Linked DNA regions of Mus musculus: region 2 is linked to region 1. Evidence: chromatin loops called from intact Hi-C (ENCODE). Cell type or tissue: left cerebral cortex. All regions are shown on one strand. Each heading gives the region's core, and the rest is flanking DNA. Links, peaks and the distances in the headings are about the cores only.

The links. A loop is a pair of places that touch in the nucleus more often than their neighbours do. Peaks named below come from ENCODE experiments on the same cell type or tissue, not always from the same donor. Only the 100,000 strongest peaks of a DNase experiment are listed, where the experiment ranks them.
Region 2: a loop joins it to region 1, with 15 times the contacts of the local background. A loop is called at or near these places in 5 of 42 quality-filtered maps.

The regions. Positions count from the first base shown.
Region 1 is chr11:37,231,802-37,240,136 of GRCm38, forward strand. It overlaps a transcript of Tenm2 not described here. Among named protein-coding and RNA genes, the nearest start is that of Gm51890, 250 kb to the left of the region's middle. In left cerebral cortex, for the core only: no CTCF peak of the experiment used is centred there; DNase peaks (open chromatin) are centred at 1,993, 2,722, 3,251, 3,456 and 5 more places; H3K4me3 peaks cover 5,881 bases; H3K27ac peaks cover 3,879 bases.
Region 2 is chr11:36,672,703-36,681,037 of GRCm38, forward strand. All of the region lies in intron 2 of Tenm2 (teneurin transmembrane protein 2), which reads right to left. Among named protein-coding and RNA genes, the nearest start is that of Gm51889, 21 kb to the right of the region's middle. In left cerebral cortex, for the core only: a CTCF peak has its summit at 2,404; DNase peaks (open chromatin) are centred at 2,421, 3,233, 3,920, 4,053 and 7 more places; H3K4me3 peaks cover 3,669 bases; H3K27ac peaks cover 4,694 bases.

The DNA.
Region 1 (8,335 bases), core at 223-8,222:
GCTCTCTTTTCACTCACAGGCCAACACAGTACATAAATACTATGCATACCCCATCAATTCATTTTTGCCTATAAGGATTGTCATTCTATGCTGAGGGCAGAGGGCAGATGGACCAATGGAAGACTTTCAGGAAAAACAAGACAAAACAAAACCAGAACAAACAAGAAATCAAAAGGAACTTCATTTTGGGGACAATTTCTTAGAGTTCTTCATGGTTTGCTATGGAGGAACTGATTTTTGAAAGCTGTACTACTTCAAGTTCAGAATCACACTGGGGGTATATATTGAATGGATTCTGCAGAGACAGACGGATTTTAGTGAACGAGTTATTTGCTTCTTTAGCTTATGAAGCCTTTGGAAATATCAGCAAGACAACTCTCAGTGTATCTAAAATAATTAAATTAGCAAGTGCTTTGTCTTTCTTAGCACGGAAAAGAGAACAAGAAAGTAAAAACAACTACATGTTGCTGATAGCACACATTCTTAAACAATGGAACCATTTCTTTTCTAAATCAAACTAAACGCCAGAAAAACAAAGGCTACTTTGGCAAAGCTGCTACACAAAGAGCAGATACTTCTGTTCTCAGCAGAAGAAATTCTTTAAAATGACTGGTAGGGTAAATACACATTACTTGCAGTATTCCCTGATTGCAAAATTTATCTCATTTCATCAAATATTGTTACCTATCTTTTCACTGAAAATACCTTTTTAAAAATGCAAGTATCCAGGTTCTATCTTTTGGCTGAAAGTCTCTTTCACTTCTTCTGGGTGTAGAATGGAGAGTGTGAAGAACACATTGAGGTTAGCAAGAGTCAGTATCAGATCAAAGACTAGAACTGTTACTCCATGTCAAGTAATGAGGAAAAAAAAAATGCTTTGTCCATAGCCATGTGTGAGATAAGGAGTTTGACAGTAAGTCCTACCTCTCCAAATCTTACTAGCAGTTTAACTTTTAGCCCTCAGATGGGGAGGGATATATTTTTTAAGCCCTTGGAAATGACCTTGATTTTATTTCAGCAGAAATCACCTCTCCAAATCAGTCAGGTCAAACGGAAAAATCTAGGAATGGGCAGGGCAATGCAGGTCCTCCTTTAAAGCACACAGGTACATTGAGGATCCTTTCACTCATACAACGAAAAAGAATGGCAATCAATGTTAAGAAACAGTCTGTAGGTCTAGCAGAATCAACACTTTGGACATGCAGAGAAATCTCCATTCTTATAAAGATGGGAACAGGAACTCTAACAATAGAGTCAGACAGAACTGTCAAAGTCTGTGAACCCACAGCCTCAGACACCTGTCTTTCTACACAGCCCTCTTTAAAAAAAAATGTTACCTTCTCTAGGAAGTGCAAGGCTTTTTGCACATACTGACATGTCACTAGCAGACCAATTGAGAATGAACTCCCTAATTTACCATCAAGATGATGATACTATTTTGATACCTTAACCTGAAATCAACATCAGGCGCAGAAGTTAAAGGGTCTTAGTGAAGATTTAAGGACAAGCTTAATGATAAAAAACAACAACCACAAAAAACCCCAAAACAAAACAAAACCAAACGTCAGTGATGCCAACAAGCCACAGAAATGCTATCATAGAGAACCATGTTATAGTAATGCAAATCCGGTTAGTGGAATAGTAGCATAGCTTGTCATTGAGTCAAAAGCATAGATGTGTTTAATAGTTTAACAGAAAAATATCCGAGCCTTCTAGAAGTTGCCAGGAAACTAGAAGTGCACAGAGGGTTGGGGTGGAGAAACAAGCCAAAATAAGATAAAACAAAAAACAACTCTGCAGGAAAGAAACGTGTTCCCTAAATAAACATACTCCTGGGCTTCAGAGGTTGTGAGGCTGCTGAAATGGAAGCTAATTGTGATGTGTGTATTTAAAGGTGTGCATATTTTGCCCTATGGACCCATCAAAAGAAGACTTGAGCTTGCTCAGTTATCTCTTAGTGACCATGCCTGGAAGTGTTGTGGACTACTACTGAAGCTGCTCTGCGTGGGGTACGCTGTCCTGGAAATGGTCACAGGAGGAGGAGAGTAAGTTGCTTTAGAAACCTTATGGTCAGAGGACTAGGATTCACTATGTGCATGCAGTTTTGTTTCTTTATGACTCCTACAAGCAAACACTCCAGTCAAAAACTGTCCTAAATGAATGGAAGAGGAGTGTTTTTCTCCTCCAATTTAATCAAAATGGTAAACTTAAGGGCCCATGAAAATATTCTAAAATGGCAATATTGCTACCTCAAGAGAGTCCTGAGTAAGAAGTACTCTCTTTACAAATAAGATGCCTCTTTTTTATTAGAAGCATACACGGGCAGAAATAAGGCTCTGATCTCAGGAATTTTGAGAATGGCTTTTGTCAACCCTAGGGGAAACAGCACAGGTGAATCAGTGTCATGGTTTAAGGTAGCTTTTCTCTTATGTAAAACAGAACCTGAAGAGTTGACTTAATTTACAAATGGTTTCTTTTTTTCTTTTCTCTTCTTTTCTTTTCTTTTTTTACTCCTGAATATACTACCTGCCTTCTGCAGTTCTCACAAAGCCAGTTAAGTTTGCATCAAAGCAAAGTTTAACAGTATGACTGCAAACCAAGCTTCCCATACCATGGCAGCCTGCTGCTCTGGAGGTGACTACCATACAGTAGAGGCAGTCTTCGTGACAGAATAATATTCTCCCTGGGCAAAGCCCATGGGCCTCGGAGCATCCCTAACCTGAGTCTCCCACCCGCGCTTAGATCCTGAGCATCTGAGGGTGAGAATGCACGAGCACCACCCCCCTTCCTGCCATACACTTTCCATGATCCATTTCATGTCTCCATGGCTGAGCAGAAATTCTAAACTCCGGCCCTTCTAAATGACTGATTTACCTTCACTTATTGACCCTTCAATTTTTCTACTGAACAGGAACTGAAAACTTAAGGGGAAGAACAAGGAAGACAAATGAAATATCGTAACTACTCAAAACCCTCTAAAGGACTCAAATTATTTGACTGCATCAAAGAACTATTAAATGTGATATTAAAAATAATGTTGAACATGGATCCTGGCAGCAAGGGTGGCAGAGTGAATTCTGGTGTTTTAAAGAAAAGAGTAAGGGTCCAATTTGCATGCATTATGCTGGCTATTTTAAATAATTTCATTCCATGTGTACAGCAGAAACTATTCTCTCTCTCCCCATTTGACAAGATGCCACTTCAAGTAAGAGCTGAGAAAGGGCTGGTCTGAGGTTAGCAAGCTCTGTATGCCTCACAGTTTTGAATAAAACAATACCAGCATCCTTCCTGCTTCTTCAAAGCCCTAAATTTATTATTAAGTAAATTTAGCCATAGCTCAGTCAGTAGAGTAGAAGATGCACCGAGCCACTTATCTGTTTATTATCTTTGCAAGCCACATGAAAAGCCGTGTCTACTATTGCTTCCTGCAAATCTACAGCAATGTAATGCAAAAACAGCATTTTAAAGAAATTCTCTTTCGGAATGCCAAGGATTCTTCCTGCAATTTTGAATATTTTAGGCAGCGTGTACCGTACAGTAGGTCTGGAATCACTGACATTGGTCACGCTGTTAAAACTGAGTCAAACCGCCTTGTAATCCTGGAGAGCCGATAACCTTAAACATCAATGCAATGTTAAAATGAATCCTAAAAGAATCCCTATAATTGCGATGAACATTAGAAAGAAAAGCGTCAAGTCCTTCTGCAGGGAAATAACAGCCGACTCTACCAGTCTTCCCCTCCCCGCCCCCAAACTCATGCAACTAATGATGACCTCCCGAAGTGCCGAATTTAAATGTTCCAGCATTCATCTGAGGATGAAGGGAGAAAAAAAAAAATACACAGAAAACCATGAAACAAGTTGCAAACTGCACAAACGCAAGGCAAGGGAGAGAGAACTGCAGCGATTCAGGAGCGATTGCAGAATGAAGAGCAACAGAAAGGAAACGGGGAAGAAAGAAAGAAAGGAAAAAAAAAAAGAAACAAGGGGGAAAAAAGCCTTAAGCATTAAAGAGTAAGAAGTGAAAAACATTTACCAGCAGCTCGGTCAGTAGCTTCGCTCCCTGACACCATCTACATAGAGAGAGAACTTAGCCTAGAGTCTTCGGTCCCAGCTCGCTTTGGAGCAAAATTCCTTCACTTCGAGGGGACAACACACACCCTCCAGAAAGAGAGAGAGGGAAAGAAGGGGAAAAAAAATAATCCCAAAGATCTAGCCAGGCTTTCTCCCTCCTCCCTCTTACCCGCCCCCCGACTCCCCAAACGGTGCTCGCTGCTTCTGCACAGTTCAGGCTTTGCTGCGGAGGCGCCGCTGCCGCTGCTGCCGCGGCTGCCGCTGCTTGCGGCTGCCGCTGCTGCTGCTGGAACTGCTACTTCAGAAACGATTAGGAGGAGGACGCCCAAGCACGACCTGAGCCTGCGAGCCACCCAGGACCAATGTGCAACCTGCTCTGGAATCAAACCCATAACACACGCAACGCACACCCAGTGGCTCCTGCACGCGCACACACGCGCCCGCCCGCGCGCCGCACAGACACACACGCGCGCACACACATATAAACTCGCGCGCGCGCGCGCGCACACACACACATACACACACACGCAAACACACACATGCAAACACTCGCGCACACTCGCGCACACAGAGGCGCAGAGCTCCGCTCTACGGCCGCCCGCCCTCCCGCGCTGTCCCTCCGTGGGAAGTGAGAGCCAATCCCCTGCCCCTAGAGCGCGCACAGGCCCGGGCTGGGTTGGTGCCTTTAGATCTAAGGGGTAGCGAGCCCCGGAAAGGGTTCTTGGCTGGTAAAGAGGGGCGCTAGGGGAACGTGTACCCCTTTGTCTGCAGAGATATCCCGCCCCCCCCCGCCCCCCTCTTCCAGCCGGGCGTTTCCAAGAGCAGAAACTGAGCGCGCCAAGCCCGGGCCTCATAGAGTTCAGTTCGGTTCTGGGCTTGTCCCGGGCAGACCGGGTTCCCTAGCTGCACGCACCGAGGACTCTGCTCTGCTAAACCCGATGCACCACGGCTGCAACCGGGGTTCTGCGAACTAGGGAGCATCGCCAGCCTACGCATCCTGCGGACTCCCGGAGCCTGCCCCGGCTCGCGAGCATGCCCAGTGCTCGGCTGGACCCAGACCGTTCCTTCCAGGGTTAGGAATGCAGAGCGAAGCAGAGGAGAGGGCAAAGCCCAGGGAAGACCGGGTTTCCTGGAGCCTTCTCAGCTGCAGCCTTGCCTCCTCTGGATTGCCAGGTGGTGGCCCTAAACCTGCCCCTGGGGGCGCGGAAATAGGGAAGCGAGGCTTCCAAGCCTCAGAAAACAGTTTCTTTTTTTGTTTGTTTGTCAGAGAATTCCAAAAGAAACGGCTGATTCAGTTTTGGAATAATTGGGGGGGAAATGCAGCAGGGCCTGGCAGTTATACTAGTAACAACAGCTAAACGTGTACTGCCTGGTTGCCATGTGCAGACTCATGCTTGCGCTGCCCATGAATTATTTGATTTTATTCTGTCCAGAGACTGCATGGTTAACCCAAATGCAAATGGGGCCCCAGTATACTATTCCAAATGCCAGTCAATTATAACTGGATGCCTCCCTAAATCTAAACTCCCGGATCTGACTCTAAGCCACTGGAGAGAGAATGCAGCATAGTTACGAGCCCTGGGCATTTCCACTAAGGGGAAGACCTGGTGGACGGCTGGTGATAGCATTCTCTGGCCCCTAGCTGCACCTGGCTGGACTCCAGCAACATGCAGACCTTGAAAAACTACATGCCTGATTTTTGCCAATGTTTTCATAGAAATGACATTAATGCTGCTTATGGCTTGGCTGAGTAGTGGAAGTCCTTTTCCTACGCTATACACAAGAGACCAAGAGCCAGATAGGATGTAACCTTCTTTCCACAACAGGAACAAGGATATGGTTTACCACAACCCAAGGACCATGCTATTTTGGCTGAAATATGTTTCATTCTTAATTGCATCCCGGATAAAGCCGTGATACACAGACATAGTATTTTAATTTCATTCAGCAAACACGGCGATTACCTACTAGCACTTGTTCCCTTCAAGGCTCTGTCTTCGAGGTGACAGAAGATGACAGACACCCTGCCTGTATTCTTTGAGTTCACATTCTAGCAAGAAGGTGATCATATGCTTGTGATGCTAATGAGGAACATATGCAGAGAGCTTGTTAGGAGTTTCTTCCCCTCCCTGCCTTCATCCTGAAAACTCGTATTTATCCTTCGTGCTCAGGAGAGACCTGTGATCTCTCTTGCTAGGGCAAATTTCCCTTATTATAAGTTTTCATGACATGTTTGTTTTCTTTTAAAAAATATTTTGTAGGTGCAATTTTCCCCTTGTGATATGATATACCTTTTAAGTCCTCTAACAAAGTCTCCAGACTGTAGGCTGCACGATTAGAGGAACGAACCAACTTTTATTCCCCAATTATGCCCCACAAGATGGCAGATGTCACCGCCCCCAACAAACCACATACTACTTAAGAAGAGGGATCATTCTTATGGTGTGAACACTTTTTTTTTTTTTTTTTTTTTTTGCCATCTAATAGATGAATAAGTCCAGAGAGGCTGGGCAGGATGTCTAACCCAGGGAAATGGCAGAGAAGGACCCTCACTCAGATCTGCCCGCTGTGAAAGTCCACATGGCTAAGGTCCAGGCCAAGCAAGCTGCTTCTCCCGCTACTACTCAGTAGCTAATGAGGGAAGTGAGGTAAATCCGGGATTGTGTTACAGAGAAATGCAGAGGCAAACAATTCAACATAGTCAACAGTAATAAGGCAAGCACTAAGATTATTGTAATTCTGCGCCTCCACCAAACACCAGGCCCTCCAATATTATCTTGTCAACAATTCTGTACAGGTTCTAATACTACAGTTTGAGAGATGAAAAGAACGAAGAGCCTTATGACTGGCAAAGGTACCAGATTGGAAACCCCAAAGGAGACAGGACACATCAATCTCACCCCATAGCATCACCAATGACCCTTTTCCATTTACCAATGGGAGAGCTGGAATTTGAACTGAGGTTTATCTAACCAAAACCTCAGAGCTGCCTGGTGATGCAGGTAGAGTTTGTGCAGTGTTTGCAGCTTAGCACTGCTGGTGCCTGGGTGCATTTGTAGGTTCACCAACAGAAAGATCTGATTCAGAGACTTAGAGCTGTCTCTCACAGCTCATGGCCAGAACGCCGAGTTAGATTTTGAATGTAGGCCTCTCTTCCTTTGTTTAGAGGAGTGGCTCCCATTTTCCTGAGTAGGAGAGGCAGTGCCCAATATGTTCAGAGGCTTTTGGCTGGGGAACAGAGGAGTTCTGGAGAAGAGGAAGCTCTGTGCACCACCCTTCCCAGCTCTACCAGCTAAGTTCCACCTTTACTGTGCCCTGTCCCTCTGCTTGTGCACGTAAGAAATTGAACACAAAAGCTCCCTGCTTTGCTGGTCACTTGCACTAACAGCAAGAGGCACAGGCCCCAGGAAAGAGAAAAGGTGCATTTTGTACAGCTTTGCTTGCAGCAGTGTTAAGCACACTTGTTGACAAAGGAAAGGTTTGATTCCAAATGGGAAGCTTTTGTTAAATACCTTTGCATTGGGATTGGTGCATGGGCCTCAGTGGGGGTTAATAACCTATGTTAGTCAATCTTAAGACGAAGATTCTTAGATCTTGAACAAAAATATTGCTGTCTATTATATTCTCTACCATATCTCTAGTGTCCATCTCCAGGTTTTTAACGTGTAGGTACCGGAGCCACACACCCACAAATTGTATCCACTTAATATACATACTTGACAGCTGTGGACGTATGCATCTGACTACATATGTATCAGTCCTTAACTGTGGATTTATTTCTGCAATTGTTTAGCTTCTACCTTGCCCTTCACTAAAGTTCTATGAATGAAGCAGGTTCAAAGAAAAAGAATAAACACAAGCTCCTCTTCCCTTCTTTCTCAGGAAGAAATATATTCACAACAGAATGCTTCAATGGATAGTAAGGTCCCTGGGATTTCTGATAAGACCTTCCTGTGTATATGTTAGGTTGATTTTTGTCATGGGGCAGCAGAAGGTTTATTCGTGCTGAGAATAATTCATTAAGAAAACCATGAAGGGCAGCCTGCAAGGAAACAGTCCTGAACACTTGAAGTGTTTCTTAGTTCTGTACTCTGGCAAAAAGATAGAGATTTCCAAGCCTTTTTGAAAGTCTTTTATATTGGTTAATATTGTCAAGTCGATAGCATATACAATCACCTAGAAGTATTTGAACAACCATGAGTGATTACCTAGACTGTACTATCCTCTGGCAATGTTAGGGAAGGCTTGATGAGGTTAATTGA
Region 2 (8,335 bases), core at 284-8,283, 560 kb before region 1:
TGTCAGGAAACTGGAGATAAACCCGACGTGTATTGCGTCCAAATAGCAATAGCAAAGAGAGAACACCACGTCTTCTAAACCACGTGCCTCGTCTTTAACCAACGGTGAAGGTTTTTCTTACAAAGGTATGAAATAAACATACCCATACCAAATCTGTCTTAATGAGTCCAAGACATCTCCAGCACACACAAGAAGTCGCAATAATTACAATAGCATCCACATTCACTCTTCTCAGTTCTAGTTCTCAACTTTACAACCAGTGACTGAGCTAATGCAAGGTGCACTGGCCTCCAGCTTTGGGGCCAGGCATGCACTCCTCTTGTCCTAGCAACATATCTTTAAAAGTGAGTTAATACGGTCGCAGCATTGATAGCTTCAGAAGGTTGCAGTGTAGCTGGAGAAGAGAGGTCATCTAGACAGATGTTTCAGAGAATCCTGGGGAAAACTTTACTGTCATGATTCTACTCTTTTCTTACTCTCATACCAAGTTTCAACTAGTCTGCAAACTGCCTGACATCTTTCCCGTGGGCACCCCAAATTTGTCTGGTCCTTCAAAGCCCATTACTGGCAGTAGCATCCCTCATTGCTTGGGGTCTATGTTTCCTACATGCTCCATCTGATGGTGCTGTCCCACAATATTTCATGTTTTCATCTTCTTTCCTATTTCCTATTTCTCCTATGCCCTCAATCCACACCAGCCTATTCTTGCCTGCTCTGCTGAGGGACAGAGGGAGGCTCATTTGGTGTATTCACCAGTGCTTTCCAGGTCCACCCTGTGGCTTCCACTTCTATAAAGATGTCAGTGATGGGCAGACGTTTCTCTTTGTTGGGTAAGCTTGGGAGCATTTTACTCGTAGTGCTTTTGATATAGGAAGTACTTTATAGACGGTATGAGGAAAGAAGAGAGGTGCAAACAACAGGTAAAACAATCCCAGAAAATACAATCATACAGCAAATGTAGGCTATACTTTTTTTTTTTTTAAGAAAGGAAGAAAACAAGCCAACCACTACACATCAAACAAAATATGTACGTAAATCAACGAAGAACAAAGCTGGGCTGTCCTTACCTCAGTGGACTTCTAGTGCTAATTGCAAAATAGATGTACTTGACACTCAGGCCTTTTAAATATAAACTCTTTCCTTCCCAGAAAAGAAAGAAAGAAAGAAAGAAAGAAAGAAAGAAAGAAAGAAAGAAAGAAAGAAAGAAAGAAAGGAAGGAAGGAAGAAATGGGGGTTGTTATATTAAAACAGCCTCTGGAGCATTTCACACCTCAGGAGTGAAAAGTGCAGAAGAAATACTTCAATGCATCAGGAAAATCCACCAGCACAGAGCCATGTCTGCCTAAGGTAACAGGATCCAAAAGCTATCCGACGTAGGTCGGACTCTGTTTCTGTGCGAAAGTGGTTTTGTGATGCCCAACAATCCCCTTCTGTGAGGGGAAAAAAAATACATGCCCCTTCTCCACTGAAATTGGTTAATTGATCATATCTAAAAACAAATATTCCCATAGACAGAGGTCATTGGTTGCTTGAAATTGCATCAGTTCCTGTCTGGGTACTAGAATCCTGGGTTCCCCTGGGATGTCTTTGTCATTTTATCAGAATGATTATCAGCAGAGTAGTTCCAGCGTGGATCCCCTCAGCTTCTAAGCGCTTGCTCCTGTTTGCTTTTGCGTTTCTATTTCCCCCATCAAGCCGTGTGGCTTTTGCTTTGTCAGTCTGGCACTTAATATCCAATGTTAATTACATTTCCCATTCTGAGGAAAATCCTATTGGGCTAATTTTTCAACATCATATAATGAAAGAACTTCACTGACAAACCATGTAGGTTTTCGATTTTTGTTTTTTGTTTTGTTTTTTTAACTGGTACATCTATTAAGAACTTAATATTCAGTGGGAAAACAGTCTCAGAGCAATGAAATTCTATTACTTTAGAGGTTGCATGCTTTTAATTTCTTAATATTTCATTACTTGTTGGCAACTGGTGCATATTTTTATAATGCGTTTGATCATTACTCTTCTCCGGGTACTCTATTTCAGCTCTTCCTCTGACATCATATTTGCATGTTAAAGGGTTTTTGCATTCAGGGATGGGATGTTCTGAATAGCAATGTGCAGCTAACTTGATTTAAAACAAAACAAAACAAAACAAAAACAAAAATGGAAAACAGCAAACAGACATCATATATAGGGCCCAAGGAGGACAAATTGTCATTTACAAATCTAAATCAAGTTTGAATAGCTTTCTATAGAAAGACATAAAAGGTAATGATACAATGTAATTCATTAATTAGCAAATTAGTTTGGAGAGAGGGCTCTGATTCTTTGCCTCTTGTAAGTCTAGTTTTTCTTCTCTTTCCTGTGGGGGGTGGAAATAATCTTTTCTTTGCTCTCCAGCAACATCTACTGGAAAAGTCAGAAAAATGCTATTTATATGAATCAGATAGTTTGAGTAGGGATACCACTGATTGCCATCTACCCTAAAGAGTGCCACCAGCCAGCCGAGATGCCACCGGGTTACAGGGCAACTCTCTGCATGCACTTTAGTCCTGTGTCCTTCTAGGAGAGAGACAGAGGCTCATGTGGTGGTAAGTGGACAAGGTATAATTTAAAACTTATGACTGCCTCACCTTGAGGAAGTCATTTTCATATACAGAGGAAGAAAATATATGTGATAAAGTTACGGTACCTGGGCATATTTTCTGAACCCGTACCACTCTTTTAAAGCATAATCCTTATCATTAGAAAAAAATTGCCGGGGGGAGCGGTGGAGGGAGAAGAAGAAAAAGAAAGAAAAAAAAAAAGCCGTCAATGTTTAGGTGTACCAAGAATCAGAAAAGAGTTCATTCAAGAAGGCAGCACAGAGAAAGAATTCTGAAGAAAGCCACTTTATGATTCTGTCAAGTTTCTTAAGTTGAAGAGGAGGAAAACTACCTGTGAGGCTATTTTTTAAATTTGCCAGTGTCTACCAACACATCTACCCAGCATCCCATGGCTGTATGGCTTTTCCTGGATCCCATCTCTCTCTCTCTCTCTTCAATCCACAGAAAATAATTCCGTTTGCCTGCACCTGTACCGGGACCTTCCCAGGAAACTCCTACCCGGGATAAACTCTGGATGTTGTCCAGACGTTGTCTGACCAGAGCCACTTTCCACTTGTTCCTCCTTGCCCAGTACCGAGCCTGTCCCCATGCCCTCTCAAGGCTGAATCCATGAGCTGCATGTACAAGATGCCATTAGGTGGGTCTGGCAACACAAGATACTCCAGATAGAGGTGTTAAACAGCCAGTCCAGTTTGGAAACTAAGCAAGAAAACATTCTATCACGACACAAATGTGTGAAATACTATCTTTCTGTGCTCACTGAACTCCACAGAGCCATAGAAGGGCAGTTTTTCCTAGGGCCAAGCCTAGAGGCACGGCCATCACCTTTCCATATTCCCTTCCCAGGAAGCATTCTCTTTAATCAAACAGCACACTTGTAAGGAACTTCCCCTATGCCCACCAAGGTAATTTAAAAACCAACTTAAATACGTCGGGTAACGCTTGTCAAAAACCTGGATAGGACTCAGATTTCTGGTCACGCTTAATTTCAAAAGTTGGCTTATTTGTATTATATTTCTCCATTCTCAAATATCAGTTCATTCATGCCGGTCACAATTTCATTTTTTTTTTTTTTTTAACAGCAGAGGCAATGAAAACAAAATCCACCAAAAGTGAGATTAACAGCAAATAGCCCAAACTTTAAAAACAACATCTGCGGCCACAAACACCCTGTGCTGAGAGATGATTCAAGGATAGAGCATAGTCTCTGTTTGTTCACCGTGAAAATAGATACGAGCCCTTTAAAGCGTCATCCCCGAGCTTGTCAAAGGAGAAATGCCACCAGATACAATCCAGAGTTCCCATTCATAGCGCACAAAAGGAATGTCCACCTAAAGCTACCTCTAGAAGAGCACTACAGGTATCCTAGATTTGGGGGCTTAAATCAAAGTTCCCACTTGAGTCTCTAATTAGCCCCCTCTGCCATTAAGGGGGTCTCGAATCCAGAAAGCTTTATCCAACAGCACTTCCAGAGTTAACTCCCCCTCCAAACTGTCATAACTCGGTTCTCCTAATTATTTACTGGATGCCTCTCTAAGGCGTGCCCTCACCTGATGTTTTAAGTTCATATTTCATTTGGGACAACACTTAGTCTCCATTTAGAAACCGTCAACCTGCCTCAGGTTCAGGAGATTCGAGATGCGCCTCACCCACAAGAGCCAAGCCAAACACACCCAAGCAGCCAGACTTAAATAAACTCTGCCCTTTGCCGATACCTCCGGTGAGAAATTATTATAACGCATCAGAAGTTCAGAAAGAGGAAAAAATTTCAAATACCATCTGTCTTCCCAGGGCTTAAGTCCTGGAGTTCAAAAACAGTATCAATTGAATTATGTTTCCCCCTTCCCTTAGCTGTTTAGAATTTAACGTAATGCAAAGTGCTATTCTGATCAAAATCATATTTCTCATCTCTCCCCTTAAATAAAAGGGAGGAAAAAAATCATTCCATATAAATGCATTTACTATACAAATCTATTTTCAATTGAATTTGCTGCATGCTCTAATTCATCAAAATTAATACAGGTACTTTCTATGTTAAACAAAAGGAAGCCGACTGAAAAATCGGCTTCTGCTGCAGATGCCTTTCTCAATTATAAAACCGGTGAAAACAGAAATTTAACTAAGCCACTCGGTCAAACCCTCCGATCGGCTCGGCGCTCTTACCTGCCTCAGCTGAAGGCTTCCTTCCCTTGTTAGCAGTGTGCAGCATCGCTAGCTCGCTCCAATCCTCACCACGGGCTCAAATTACACCACCGCTAAGTCCACCCCCTCGCCTTTCCCCTTCTCTGCCTTCTTTCCTTTCTATTTATTTTTTTCTTTTTTCTTTCCTTTCCTTTCTTTATTATTATTTATTTTTTTGCCAGCAAGAAAAATACTTATTGAGAGTGATTAGTTTTTGTTGTCCCTTTTAAGTCCCTCCTGCAGGAAGGAACAGGGGAGCAATGTGACGCCACCTTTTAATCTTTTGTAAGAGTGAAAAGGCAGAAAAGGAACGCTCGATCAAGCTGAGCTGCACACATGACTAAAACTCGCAGGAGACGCTGCTGCTTGCTGCCTGGCGAAAGCACCGCCAGGCTTGAGTGTAAGAACAGAGAAGAGAGGAGTCGATGGAATGTGACAACGTATGTGCATCAAAGGCAGGGGGAGAGAGAACAATGAGCAAGGGAAGACAGCGAGGAGAGGGAGAGATGGAGGGAGAGGGAGGGAGAGAGAGGGAGAGCAGAGGGAGAGACAGGAGAGAGAGAGAGAGAGAGAGAGAGAGAGAGAGAGAGAGAGAGAGAGAGAGAGAGAGAGAGAGAGAGAGAGCACATACACACACGGAGAAAAGATAGAGCGGGGTTTCAGGCAGGGGACTCTGAGAATAAAGCCACAGTGCGGTGTCTGGCAGCTTCTGTTTTTATCTCAGCGAGCATGATCCGCGGCCTCTCTCATTTAGAAACACATCCGTGTATCTTCCAGGTTTGAAAACTGAGATAATCGCAGTGTGTCTCTGGTTTTGTCTGATTGGCATTTAACTGTGCGGTGTGTACCTGTGATTTTTTTTTTAAAGGATGCATTTGTGTGCAATTTATTTCGCATATTTATTTATGTAGGCAAAAATGAAAGCTGCTAATTTCTACGGCAATTTGCAATGTAGTTTTACTGGCAGATGGAAGTCTACTTACCATAACTGCTGACAAACTGCCACGGGTAAACAAAAGAAGAAACAAATGCTTCGTCTTGATAATTGTCTTAAAAAAAAAAAAAAAAAAGAGGAACCCACCCTAAAATATTAGCACTTGCAAAAATAGTGTTTCTTGGCTCAAGTTTAAAAGGTGATTTTTCTCCCTTAGTTTTTTAGAAAGAAAGGCACAATAAAAGGGAGACATAGTGTTTGAAGGAAAGGTCTTAGGGAAGAAGCTTTTTGTAACGCACACACCTAAATTCTCCCTGGTTTCCCTCCAAATGTGATGACTGGTGGCTTTCTGGAGTCCTGGGGCAGAGTTTTTGAGGCACTATTTGCCATGGACTTACACTGCATCTTCCTACCTTCCTCGACTATTTTAAAAGGAGGCTCCATTTTTTAAAAAAAAAAAAAAAAAACAAAGTGGCAAAGAAATGATTTGCCCATTCAAATCACTTCCAGGGCTGCCTCATGAGCTTTGTTCTATTTCCACTGTCCTCTAGCCACACGGGGGCCAGGATTACACAGTTAAATTCCCTCAGTGACCTCTTTTATAAGGATGTAAATTGCTGATTCCAAGGTCAAGTATTTGGTAGAAGTTAGTTATTGGTGAGATAACTGCCTGTTTTTCCATGGTAACCTGAGCCAACACAGTCGTGAGCTCGCAGGAAGAGGAGACGCCCAACCTTTCGATGGACCATCTCCTCAAAATCATGTTTCTGTAAGATCAGAAGGTCAAATCCATGCACCAGACTTAGAACACTTACCAATTCAGGAAAAACAAAACAAAACCTAAACAACAATAACGAGATAACTCAATAGTCCTTCTTTGAATTTCTACCACGTCATAGTCTAAGAGTCTGCCCGAGGACCCTCAGCATCTTGTAGTTTGGAATTCCTATGTGAGCCAGATGTAGAATTTGAATTGGTGCAAAAAGAATAAGACACTTTTGCCTGCCCCAGTCACAATGTGGTATTCAAAGTGGGCTTGCTTAATCTTGTTATGCCAGAGCATAACTCTTTTCATGCTCTGCCAATAGAAGGATATGTGTTTTGCTTGGACCCAAATAAAGAAGTACCCCCATCTTGGATACGCTCAGATGTAACTCTACTGATTATTAAGGCGGTAAAAGGAGTGGAGAACACACAGTGGCTGAACAGAAAGCTGCTGGCCAGAGGACAGAGGACTCAGAGTGGAAGAGAAGCTGTAAGGCTCCTGCTTTCTGAAAGGGTTGAATTCCAAACTCTCCACAGAATTTTTTCAGAGCACATTGAAAGCAGCAGCCTCAGAGTGACATTATTGATACAGGGTCTAGAGGTAAAATTAACTTTAGGTGAGGGAATATGTGGACTGAACAATTTTCTGACAATAGAAATAAAGATTCAGCTACCAGGGTGCGTCTATTTCAGCGTCACAGAAGTGGGGGCGTGGCATGGGGAGACTGGGCGAGCAAATGACAGACAATGAAAGATGAAAAGAAATCAACTCAAGACAAGGCAAAAAGATGTTTTAAAGCCGTAAATGGCCATTAGTGGTGTTCCTCATTTTGATCACATATGCAGGGAGGAGGTAGGTAAATATAGCTTATTAGATATGATATTTTTTCTAAGGTCTCTTGAATGAGGGTGGGCTACCAAAGATTAATATTTCTAATTGGAGTGTGACTTTCTATGACTTACTTCTCTATAGCATATCTTCACATGTACCTGCTTAGACTGTAGTTTATATTCTGGCGTTGATGTTACTAGATTCCTGGCCCCAGCTTGCTACGTGACCTTGACCACATCATTTTCTTCTTTGTGGATAACCTCTTGCCTTAAAAGGAACATGAGTCTCTGTGCCTCATGGCCTGTCGCTAGGAATAAAGAATGCATGTGTTGTGTGTGGAGTTTGCTCTTAGCACACAGCACATGCTTTGACATGGCAACCTCTGCGTTGTGAGGAAATCCTCTCAACTCCTTTAACATTTTAAAAATGGAAAACATAATATTTAATCGCCTCCCAAATGGATGACACAGGAAGACTTCTTTCCACTCTGACCTTCCTTACACGATCTAGTTATTGACACTGCCCTCTGGGTCTTTCCACTTGAATAATGCACTTAAAAACCCAACAAGTTCTACAACCAGACCAGTGAATCTGCCCTCAAAGCAAGCTTTCTCTCTGAATGTCCCCATCAGTGTCAAATGTAAAGATCTCTAAGACAGTCCTGGTTCATTTCTTTCCTTTGTCGCAATCATTCAATTTCCTGCACCCACCAAACACCACTCCCACATTTTTCAAAGATCTTGAGGCTTCATTTCCAGACCCCAGCCTCATCCTGATTTCTGTTCTGTTCCAGCTATTCTTTCCTGTAGTCCTTCTCTGTCTGTGGAAGACACAAGCATGGTACAGATATGCAGTATCCTTCCTGAGGACATTGTTAGGGCCCTGCCAACTCCTATATCAGATTGTAGCACCATCCCCTTCTCTTCTCAAGAAGGCACTTCAGATTCCAGTGAAGGAGAGTGACATTATTCTAGGTGTGACCTTGAATCAGCTCTAACATATAAAACAGCTAATCTGTGG